Regions from separate parts of the Mus musculus genome. Here region 1 is linked to region 2. A link is a loop called in an ENCODE intact Hi-C map of the cell type or tissue named here. Cell type or tissue: heart. All regions are shown on one strand.

Evidence for each region. Peaks named below come from ENCODE experiments on the same cell type or tissue, not always from the same donor. Only the 100,000 strongest peaks of a DNase experiment are listed, where the experiment ranks them.
Region 1: a loop joins it to region 2, with 1.8 times the contacts of the local background. A loop is called at or near these places in 1 of 42 quality-filtered maps.

What each region holds. Positions count from the first base shown.
Region 1 is chr19:56,600,264-56,605,263 of GRCm38, forward strand. It overlaps a transcript of Nhlrc2 not described here. Among named protein-coding and RNA genes, the nearest start is that of Nhlrc2, 55 kb to the left of the region's middle. In heart, no CTCF peak of the experiment used is centred here; no DNase peak of the experiment used is centred here; H3K27ac peaks cover 1,231 bases.
Region 2 is chr19:56,678,151-56,683,150 of GRCm38, forward strand. No RefSeq gene overlaps it. Among named protein-coding and RNA genes, the nearest start is that of Gm32492, 12 kb to the left of the region's middle. In heart, no CTCF peak of the experiment used is centred here; DNase peaks (open chromatin) are centred at 591 and 1,961; H3K27ac peaks cover 1,958 bases.

The DNA of each region.
Region 1 (5,000 bases), 78 kb before region 2:
TTAGTTCTAATAATGACAATAATTTATGGCCACAGACATGGGCTTGACTTTTTTTTTTTTTTACAACTCCAGTTTCTAAAGCAAAATCTTTCTCCACCATTTGACATGTTAGCAGTCCCAGTAGAATCTGGGCTCGAGAAGAAAAAGAACACTTTATGGTAGAATGTATTACCATTTCATAAACAATATTGTTTATAAAGAAGCACCTCTCTACTGTATTGAAGTATTTAAAAAGGCCTTCTGGAGCTTTAATGAATACGGCTTTTCCATAGAGGATCCAGACATAGCTGGAGACACACCACACTCTTAACAGCTTGTACAAGAATCTTCAGATTATAACCTGCGTGCCCTGGTGGGTGCTCTCACCCTGGGGCGGTGCCCTCTGCAGTCTTCAAAGTACTTGAGAATAACGTTACAGACTAGGTGTGAATGTTCCAGAGAAGGAAGCTGCTTCGGCATGTTGGGTACGAAGCTCCTGGGGTAGCGTCCAGTGCCTAGAACAGGACCTAGTATGTGGGTGCTGGCTGACAGCAGCAGAGCTTAACCGAGGCTCCCTACAGTGTGGAAAGTGGGGACCTACCCCCCGGCCTTCAGACGAGGGCAGAAGGAGGCTTACCTTCATTGAGTTCTCGCTCCCTGCTGGGAGTTTCCCTTCTGTGTGCTGACCACACGCAATCCTCACAACAGCCTTAGGATAGAGTCCCTCCTCCTTGAACAGTCACATCAGCACTAAGAGTGTACACAGAGGAAGTGGACAGCTGTCTGCCCCACTGCCTACTCTGTCGTCTCCCAAACTTGCAAGGTCACATATTTCATTCCTTCATGTAGTAACTTATCAGTCCAGAGGATTCCAGGAGCCCTGGGAATGCGTGTTTGTAAAATTCATTTAAATTCATTAAAGTCATTCAACTTACATGACTTCTCATAGATTCTTATCATCTGGGCCTTGGAATGGTCTATATAATCATTGGTTCCCAGAGGATTTTCTGTGCCCTTAATTTCAGTGACTATCCACAGTTTTTTCTTGGCAGGAGTATGTGTAGACATCCCAGTTAGCTCAACAGGACTGTCCCAGCAGCCAGTCCACCATAACGAGCATGGCTGGTGCAGGCCTGGAGACGTCTACCCATATCGGACACAGTGTGTTTTGTGAACCAAGTGAGGTGTAGAGGAATAAAGTCCTCTGCCTTCCTGCAGCCTTAATGGTCTGCTGTGCAGGCTCCCTGGTGACTCAGGAGTTGTTCCTGAAATCAGCGTGGCAGTGTGAGACAAGATGTCCTGCGTGTGCCAGTGGTGGTTTTTAGGGGCATCCCAGTGCAGCGTCTGTCCATTGTGAAGTAGTGTGGTCGTGAAGCAGTACTATGGTTCAGTGAGCAGCGCACTACATGGGTCAGAAATGACAGTGTGACAGAGTCACATACCTTGAGGCAGACCTGCGTGATAATCACCAAGATTGCTTTTTCCACCCGTGTTTCAAAGCCGACATGAAGAATGAGCCCTCGCCTGAGTCACTGTTTTAACCTGGCTTAATAGAATTTCCTTTTTCCAGTTTCTTTGCGTTAGGGTAATAGACAGAATGGTCGTTAAAGTTAGAGGCTTGGTAATCAAGCGAGGTGGCATTCTGTGGCTAATCAGCCTTGTCTCCTGCCTGTGCCGGCTTGTGTAGGCTGGCGCCTTGGCTCTCGGGTGGCCGCTATGAGCACACAGGCTGGCCCAGAATAGGACACAGCCCTGCCTGCAGGCTCTGCTAGGATAGCTTTCGCCATGGCGTGGTGCTTTGGTTTAATCATTGTCAGAGGTCAGAGTTGAAAACTAAAACCCTAGACGCTTGTGGAATGTGCGTCTAGGTGTAGTTACTCATTGTGTGGTGTGTCCTTTGCTCCCCTTGCACGTCACTCCTGTGTGCCTGTGGACACTGCTCTCGACAGCCTCCCGACCCAAGGAAAGAACCGCAAGGACTTTCCAGTACACTTCCACCTGTGGCCGCCCTCAGCTGTGGGTTAGAAATAAACACTGGACCTACATACTAGAGTGCCTGGCCTGGCTCAGACGTGGGCGTGAGCAGTGTTGCTGTTTGAAAGTGAAATCTGAAGCTCTAGTAACTCTTGGGTTGCTTAGTTTCAGCTTTCCACATGGAATAAATAAAACAAAATAAAACAAAAGGGAGGTGAGGTTCCGCCCTCTGAGATACAGACTCTTTAAAGAGGATTTTTATTATTCTGAACCTAGTTTCATGAGAAAATATGTTGAGATAAATAAGATCAAACAATCAAATGATGCCAGTGGGGATGAAAGCACATACGTTCCTAGTGTAGCCATTGGGGTATCTTCTATTTTAAAGACTGCTTGTCTCTATTTTTAGTTCCACCAGAAACATAATTGTTGGCACAGGGTTGGAATGTATTGTCGGTGCATGCCTGTGATGTCATCATTGCAAGTTACCCTCAAAAACTAAGCCAGAGCCCCAACTCAGCCCGTGACCTCCGCCCTCAGCTACAGAAACAGCTGTATTCCTGTCGAGCCTTTGCTGAGGAGCTGGGCTTCCACAGGGACTCAAGTGGGGAACGTGTTGCAGTGATCATTTTTCTAAAATTCCTAGTAATTTCTCAGTGTTCTACAGCAGAGAACAGGACCCCGTGTGACTGACTTCAGATTGGCTTCTCTTTGAAGTAGGGCTTCCTCACTGTCCATGGGCTGATGGTATAGCTTTAGGTCTCTCTGTAAGAGACGCCGTTACTGTCATTACTTCACGCCTTAAGGAATCAAGACCTCCACCAGTCTGTTACTCCTTCAAGGTATGCTTCATGGATGATCACGTTAGAGACTGTTGCCATCTTGTGTGGGTAAATGATGTCATTTGTGAGCATAGAGGTGCTCTGCTGTGAGGATGTCATGCCTAAACAATGCAGTGGAAATCCAGTATACAAGTTCAGATACTGGTATTTCTAGACATGGCTTAGTCCTGAAAGAATTTCCTTGCTATGCATTTTAAAGTGTTTGTAGATGGATTAATATATTTTTATGCAATGTATTTTACACTTATTTCTAGACCAAACTCTTCAGTGGCTTCTTCAAGTGCATTATTGGGTGGATAAGAGCTTGACGGCTTCACTAACTCGAGGAGCGTGGAGCCAAGCGTCTGGGAAGCGTGTGTGTTCCTACTGTACTTGCAAACCTAAAGCTCTTCCAAAGCTTTGTACTTTTTTTCCATGAAACAGATTAAATATTTTTCTCTCCAAAGTTGTGTTTCTGTCTTGAATATTCTCTGTATTTTAAGTATATCACTGATTTTACTACTTGGAAACTTGTAAGCTGGGGCTGGATAAATGGCTTAGTGGATAAAGCTTGGAGTTTGGGGTCTCTGCACCACATAACCACTGAGCTTGTGTGGGTGACCAGAAATTAGGATCCTCTCATGGAGTTTTTAGTCTCATTTATCTGGGGGTTTAGAAATGGATTCAAATGGAAGCATTAGGACAACTTTATTAGCGGCTAAAGAGAAACCTCAAAGGGGCAAGCTGTGAGCCTTAGCAGCTGCCTGGAGGAGGGAGGAGGACAGAAGGAGAAAGCCATGGATGCTCGCATGGAAGGCACGCACATGGAGGGGAGGAAGCAGTAGAGAAAGCAAGGAAGCCCAAGATGCTGAGGAAAGTGATAGGAAAAGCATCCCTAGAACGGAGAAGAAAAGGAAAAGCTGTTCTTGGGCAATTCAAAATAGCACACAGATGCAGGCTTGGACCTTTTTCTGACTATGGCTCCTAAGCTGCTGCAGTAGGGGCAGGGACTCTGGGAAGTAAGAGGTGTAGTAGCATCATATTAAAGCTCTAATGATTCCATCCAACTCTTCAGCATGTCTTAAGGTAAGCCACCTTCCTGGGCCTGGAAGTCAGAGTGATTGAAGCAGCCCACCTGGAATGTTAGGTCTCTACCCAGGTCCAAGAGTCTGTTCTCATAAGTAGGAAAAAATTTTTAAAGATTTTATTTATTTAATGCGTATGAGTTTACTGTAGCTGTCTTCAGACATACCAGAAGAGGGTATCAGACCCAGCTACAGATAGTTGAGAGCTACCATGTGTTTGCTGGAAATTGAATTAGTCAGAAGAACAATCAGGGCTCTTATCCTCTGATATACTCGGCTGCTTAGGAACCTATTTATAACAGAAAGGCTCATTACTTTAGCCAAGGTACACAGGGATACCCAGGCACGGCAACTGCATTTAAACACTGAGTGTCCGTTTCCACCCAAGTCTGAGGGGAAGTGCGGGGTCGTGCATCCAGAGGCCCTGTGGATGACACCAAGTCCTAGCCAAGTGCATGGGAGCCAGTAGATTCTCAGGCTCTCCAACTCTGTCAACAGTGAAGTCTTGACCTGCAGTCCTAGGGTGTCATCTCATGGTAGTGCAGATCGCCGACAAAACTGGGTTCTTTTCTTTTTGAGACAGCTCTCTAGGTCTGACCTAGAACTCAATGGTCCTTCTGTCTCAGCCAGAATAATACAGTAGTCACTTGCAGAAACTGATTCAGTCCAATGTTTGTGTACATACACAAAAATGTTTTAGCACATAAAACAAGACAAAAAACCAACAAATATTAACGGCCTAAATATTTGCCGGTAGTGAGATATTAAGGAGCAGGTCATCCATCGAGGAGACTAAACCAGTTATGGTTAATATAACTATGGGTGTGTGCTTGCACTTAAACATCTTCAGACAACATGTTTCAGAATACATATCATATTTTTGCTTTTCAAAATTAAGCATGCATGCACATATGTGCGTTTATAAACAGACTTTGCTTTGCAGTTATAGAAGACTATAAAATTGTGCAAGCCAGAAGTCATAGCATACACCAGAATTCTATGATGATGAGAGACCAAGGCACAAGAACCACAAGATTAAGGCCAACCTTGGTTTAAACAATTATTGGGGTTGGAGTTTTAGCTCAGTGGTAGAGTGTTTGCCTAGCAAGTGCAAGGCCCTGGGTTCGGTCCTCAGCTCTGG
Region 2 (5,000 bases):
TGGCATTTTTCTGTCATGAGTCAGTTGACAAGAAAATTGAGAAAACAAAACAACCACTGCCAAAAAGATTTTTTTCCTCTCTTTACTTCTATCCAAACAAGTGAACCCAGACATTCAGATAGGAAGGAAAAGAGAGAGGGACAGACGGAGGGAGGAAAGGAGGAAGGGAGGGAGGGAGAGATGGAGGGAGGAAAAGGAAGTTAGTAATATTTCAGACGCCTTCAGCACACCCCTTTCCCAAGGTACAATGTAGATCTGGGGACGCACATTTTATCCAGCTGCTACCCATCTGGAATCTCGGAGAACTTCTGTCTGGTAGCCCATGTGAAAAAGCCAAAAACAAACCAAACCACCTTGGATTTTCCGCCTGATTTCGTAGACTTTTCCAGGAGGTAGACTCCAGACAGGAGTTGAGGCAACTTGCTGCTCTTGGCTTGCAAGTGACCGTTTAGCACGCGGGTGTTTCAGGGAAACTGGTGGGCCTGGAGATTGATTAATCTGCATCCTGTGCCTCCTGGGGCTCCCAATCAGCCTCTTGGCTCCTGGAGCCTCCAGCCTCTGGTGTCGCAAGGCTCACAGGGGTGAGAACGAAAGTGGCGCAAATGTCACCAGTGAGCAACACGTCACTGCTTGGGTGTCATCTGGCTTGTCCATTTACTTCCAGGTCTCTCTTGTGTATGAAACTGGTGACAGTGACCACCACGCTTCCACTGGCCACAAAATGGCTCCTGTCCCTGGACCTAAGGGTGGTTGTATGTTAGGCAGCTGTGTCTGGCTCCTCCACAGGACCCACCTGAGCTACTCTAGCCAGGTTTGAAGATGGACGTGAACACAAAGGACTGCAGGGGACTTGCAGAAGGCACACGTCAACTGCATGTGGAAAAAGACTTCTGGGCTCCTGATGCAGGGAGTCAACATGGCAGAGTGGCCTGTGCAGCCCCTGAGAAGAAACAAGGCCTAAAGGATGTTCAATTTCTCATTTCTACTTTTAGGAATGGATGGTATTTTGTTGGGGCCGGGGAGGGCCAGAGCAGGGCTGGGAATATAATGCACAGACTTCAATACATAAATGTGTAAGGTCTGCCTTTGTTTCGAAGTACGACCCTGATGAAGGACCATGGCATTTTGCTCATTATTAATGTGCTTTGAGAATGAGATTTCCTTTGGAACAAAGTGGCAAATGAAAACGAGACAGGAAGTGGCCCTGTAGCCCCAGACTTTGAAAGGTGTGTGGCTTGTGGATCAGCACAGGCTGCGGCTCCTCATCCGGTGTGCAGACCTACACTAACCTGACCTGTTCTGACTCAGCGTTCACTACCTCTCTGTCCCCACAGCGTTTGGATGGTGAAATTATAACCATCCGTTTCCTAAGTTCTCGGGGGACACTGTAGTGACATCCTTTCTATGGAGAACACCAAATTCAGAAGGATTCAGAACAAGGAGACTCTTATGGAGAGCTACCGTCCACCGTAAGTAAGAGCCAGTCAGTGGAGAGTCACAAGGTCAACTACTCAATTCAGCCGAGGGCCATGGTTGAAAGACTATAACAGAGGAAAAACTCAAACAGTGGAGAGAAAACTCATGGTCCCGGGCATGCGGCCATCTCCTTTGTGAAGTGTAAGCATGAACACAGGGAGTGAGGAAAAGCTGAGAAGCCACAGGAATTAGGCCTGCAGAACTATCGCCTGGCCTTCCTGACAGAAAGAAGTAGGCTGGTGTATGGGAGCCAGCCGCTAAATGTTCCCTGAAACTGCAACACCTCTGAGAGTCAGTGGTTAAACTGTTACAAGTTAGCCACGGCGAGGTATTTACATGGTAGAAATCAGTTAACACTGTGGGTCCTCTCCCATCTCCTGGCACACAGAGAGCAGGCCTGTGAAAGTCCTGCTGACAGCACCTAGCTATCTGTGAGCCGGCAATGGTAACTCTCACCACACACAAACCTGAAGCTGACGGTGACCTTAAAGTGCCTCATTGTACAAAGCAGCAGCCTCTGCCAACATCAGCTCCAAAGTTCCAGGAACAGACTTGGCTCTCACCTACAGCTAAGCATGCTGAAAGTCTCCAAGGGCTTCCAGGGCTTTGTCAGCTACATCCACACACCTGACGCTTGCTTAGGACCACAGACAGATCTTCTCACATGCATGCGTGTGTCATATGAATCAGATATCTCCTGAATGACTCCCCTGGGCACCGCATTTCACTGAGCAGCCGTTGTCCCAGGGACGGGCCCTCTGGAATGAAGGGAGCAGAGACAGGAAGGACTGCAGATATCTGTCGCCCCTGCACATGATCATCTCTTGCAGCTGTTGTAGGCTGTTTCCTCCAGGCTGCCTTGAATGAGAGCATCTGTGATCACCCACAGGAGACACTCACCAGGACCAGCCTATCAACATTCCCTTACGGGTGGAGAGAGGACTGCTAGGCTAATGAGCCTTTACAGATCCCCACATGAACCCAACCCTTACCCAGGTCATGTAAGACCTAATACGTGGACTGGGGATTGGGACCCCAAAGAGTCTTTAGTGCTACATCTTTTCATGATTCATCCACGCCACAGATGGGGCTCTTCAGCGGCATAGCTATTCATAAGCTGCCCAAGAGACTTCCTGTTTTAGATAGGGTTTTCCTGCTGTGAACAGACACCACGACCGAGGCAACTCTCTAATTGGACAACATTTCATCGAGGCTGGCTTACAGGTTCACAGGTTCAGTCCATTATCACCAAGGTGGAAGCAGGGCAGCATCCAGGCAGGCATGGTGCAGGAGGAGCTGAGAGTTCTACATCTTCATCTGGAGGCTGCTAGGAAAATACTGCCTTCCAGGCAGCTAGGGTGAAGGTCTTAAAACCCACGCCCACTGTGACATACCTATTCCAACAGGGCCACACCTTCTAAAAGTGCCACCCTGGGTCAAGCATAGGCAAACCATCACACTTCCCAAAAGGTCTAGGGGCCTTTGAGTTACCCATGCACCCGGAAGTAACTGCACACAAGCTCAGGTTCAGGCAAAGCTGGACGGGATCCTTTCTCTGGTCCGCGCTTCCTCTCCGCCTAGTGCTAACAGTCTTCACCACAGCCGTTTGCATCTGCTCTTCACAGCTCTAACAGCTCTCTGGCTGGCCTCATCTAACACCCGTCATTAAATATTGTACATGATGGGGGAGTATTCCCTGCGGTGCTTCCTCCTCTGAGCTGAAGAGCGGGTCCACCTTTCTCCCACAGCTAACACTAGGACTCCGTGGTGTCCAGACACAGGGTCAGCTTAGCTCACCAGTCTCCCAGCTACTTCCTACCTCTCACCCAATGTGAACCCACTGAGTGATCTCATCTGCATCCCCAACCTGGGACTTCCCTCTTTTGCTGCCTTAACCGCCTCCCCTGATGATTTCCCTTCTACTTACAGGTGGAAGATGGGCCCACTTCAGAAGAACTGGCTGTTTTATCTGACTAGAAGATTCAGCAGGGGCCTTATAACTTCCCTCTTCTTTCTCTTCATCCCCCACCCTCTAGCACACCCAGTTCCCAGCTTCCCTGACTAAAGTTTCCTTCTCCCCTAGAATGGGAGAACCCGTATACCAGAACTTCAGTTCAGCTGGTCACTGTGGCATCCTCAGCCACGCACCGTTCCCAGAGCACTGACAGCTCAGGAAATATTGGAGGAAATGTGTAAATAAAAATCCTGTTTTCTAGACTCATACCTGTGGTTCTACTTCCAGGCTTCCTCCTGCTAACTCGGCTGCCATATCTCCCGCCAGCTCTGAGCTACCTCTCCACCCAGCCCATCAGCAGGCACGGACAGTCTGCCATCACACCAGACCTCTGGTCCAACCGTAGGCTGCCACCTTCCTGCAAATGTCATGGGCCAACTATGAACCTCCCATGTGAACAACCGCAGTCACTTTCTACCTGACTGTGCGCTTCCAGACTAACCCTTCATGCATGTCCTGACCCCTACACTTCACACACCCCACACACCCTACTCAGAGCCAAATACCTTTTAATTGATTGTATTTGTATGTGTTTGTTTATGTGCACTGCACACGTACGAATATGTGGACAAACAAGCCACAGTTCACATGTAGAAGTCATAGGACAAGTTTGTGGGCTTGGCTCTGGTGATTGAAGCCAGATCACCATGCTTAGCAGCAAGCCCCTTTAATGACTGAGCTATCTCGCTGGCCCTAGAGTTATACATTAAATATTTTAAAATTATATGTACTCGTTTATTAGGGAGGGGAGTGTGTGTGTGTCATAATGAGCATGCGGAAGTCAAGACAGCATTTAGGAGTTGGTTCTTTTGATGTGGGTCCTGAGAATTGAACTCAGGAAGCCCAGCGTGGCAGAAGGCACCTTTACCTCCTGAGCTGTCTCGCTGGCTCCAGTCCACTGAGGACTTCTGATGTCTCCACAATGCCCCAGGCCTTTCACTTTGAACACACTCGGTCTGTTTTTTCTGAAGTGTGCATTAAAGGCCGCTGAGCCTTGCTCAGAGTTTTGGAATAGGATATGGAACAAAATGGGGAAAACAACAACAACAACACAACAAGATCACACTCCATGAAGCTTCTCTTCTGCAACAGGAAACAAATAGCAAGCAAAACCACTGGTAATCATTATGTGGTGTCTAACAGAGAGCGGTGACAGGGGTGGAAAACTGAATGACATTTAAAAGGAGCTGGAGATGTTGGTTTAAGGCGTGTGGGGGCAGCCTACAGCATGGAATTGGTCCATAGGATGCAAAAGGAAGAGAGCAAGCCAAGTCCTGCAGGAAGGAGCGTGTCTGTGGCAGAGTTCCTCTCGGTGCTGTGACCTCCAGGACACTCGTGCATAGGATTACAGGAATCTTGAATACATATGTGATTGCGATTATGAAAGTGAAAGTCAAGCAGGGCTGTGCTTTCCTTTTCTGGGGAAGACCCAGGTGGGGCTCCTGGTGCTCCTGCCTCATGCACAGCTGTGGCTTATCCACGGGCTTATTTTATAAGGCAGCAACTGCGA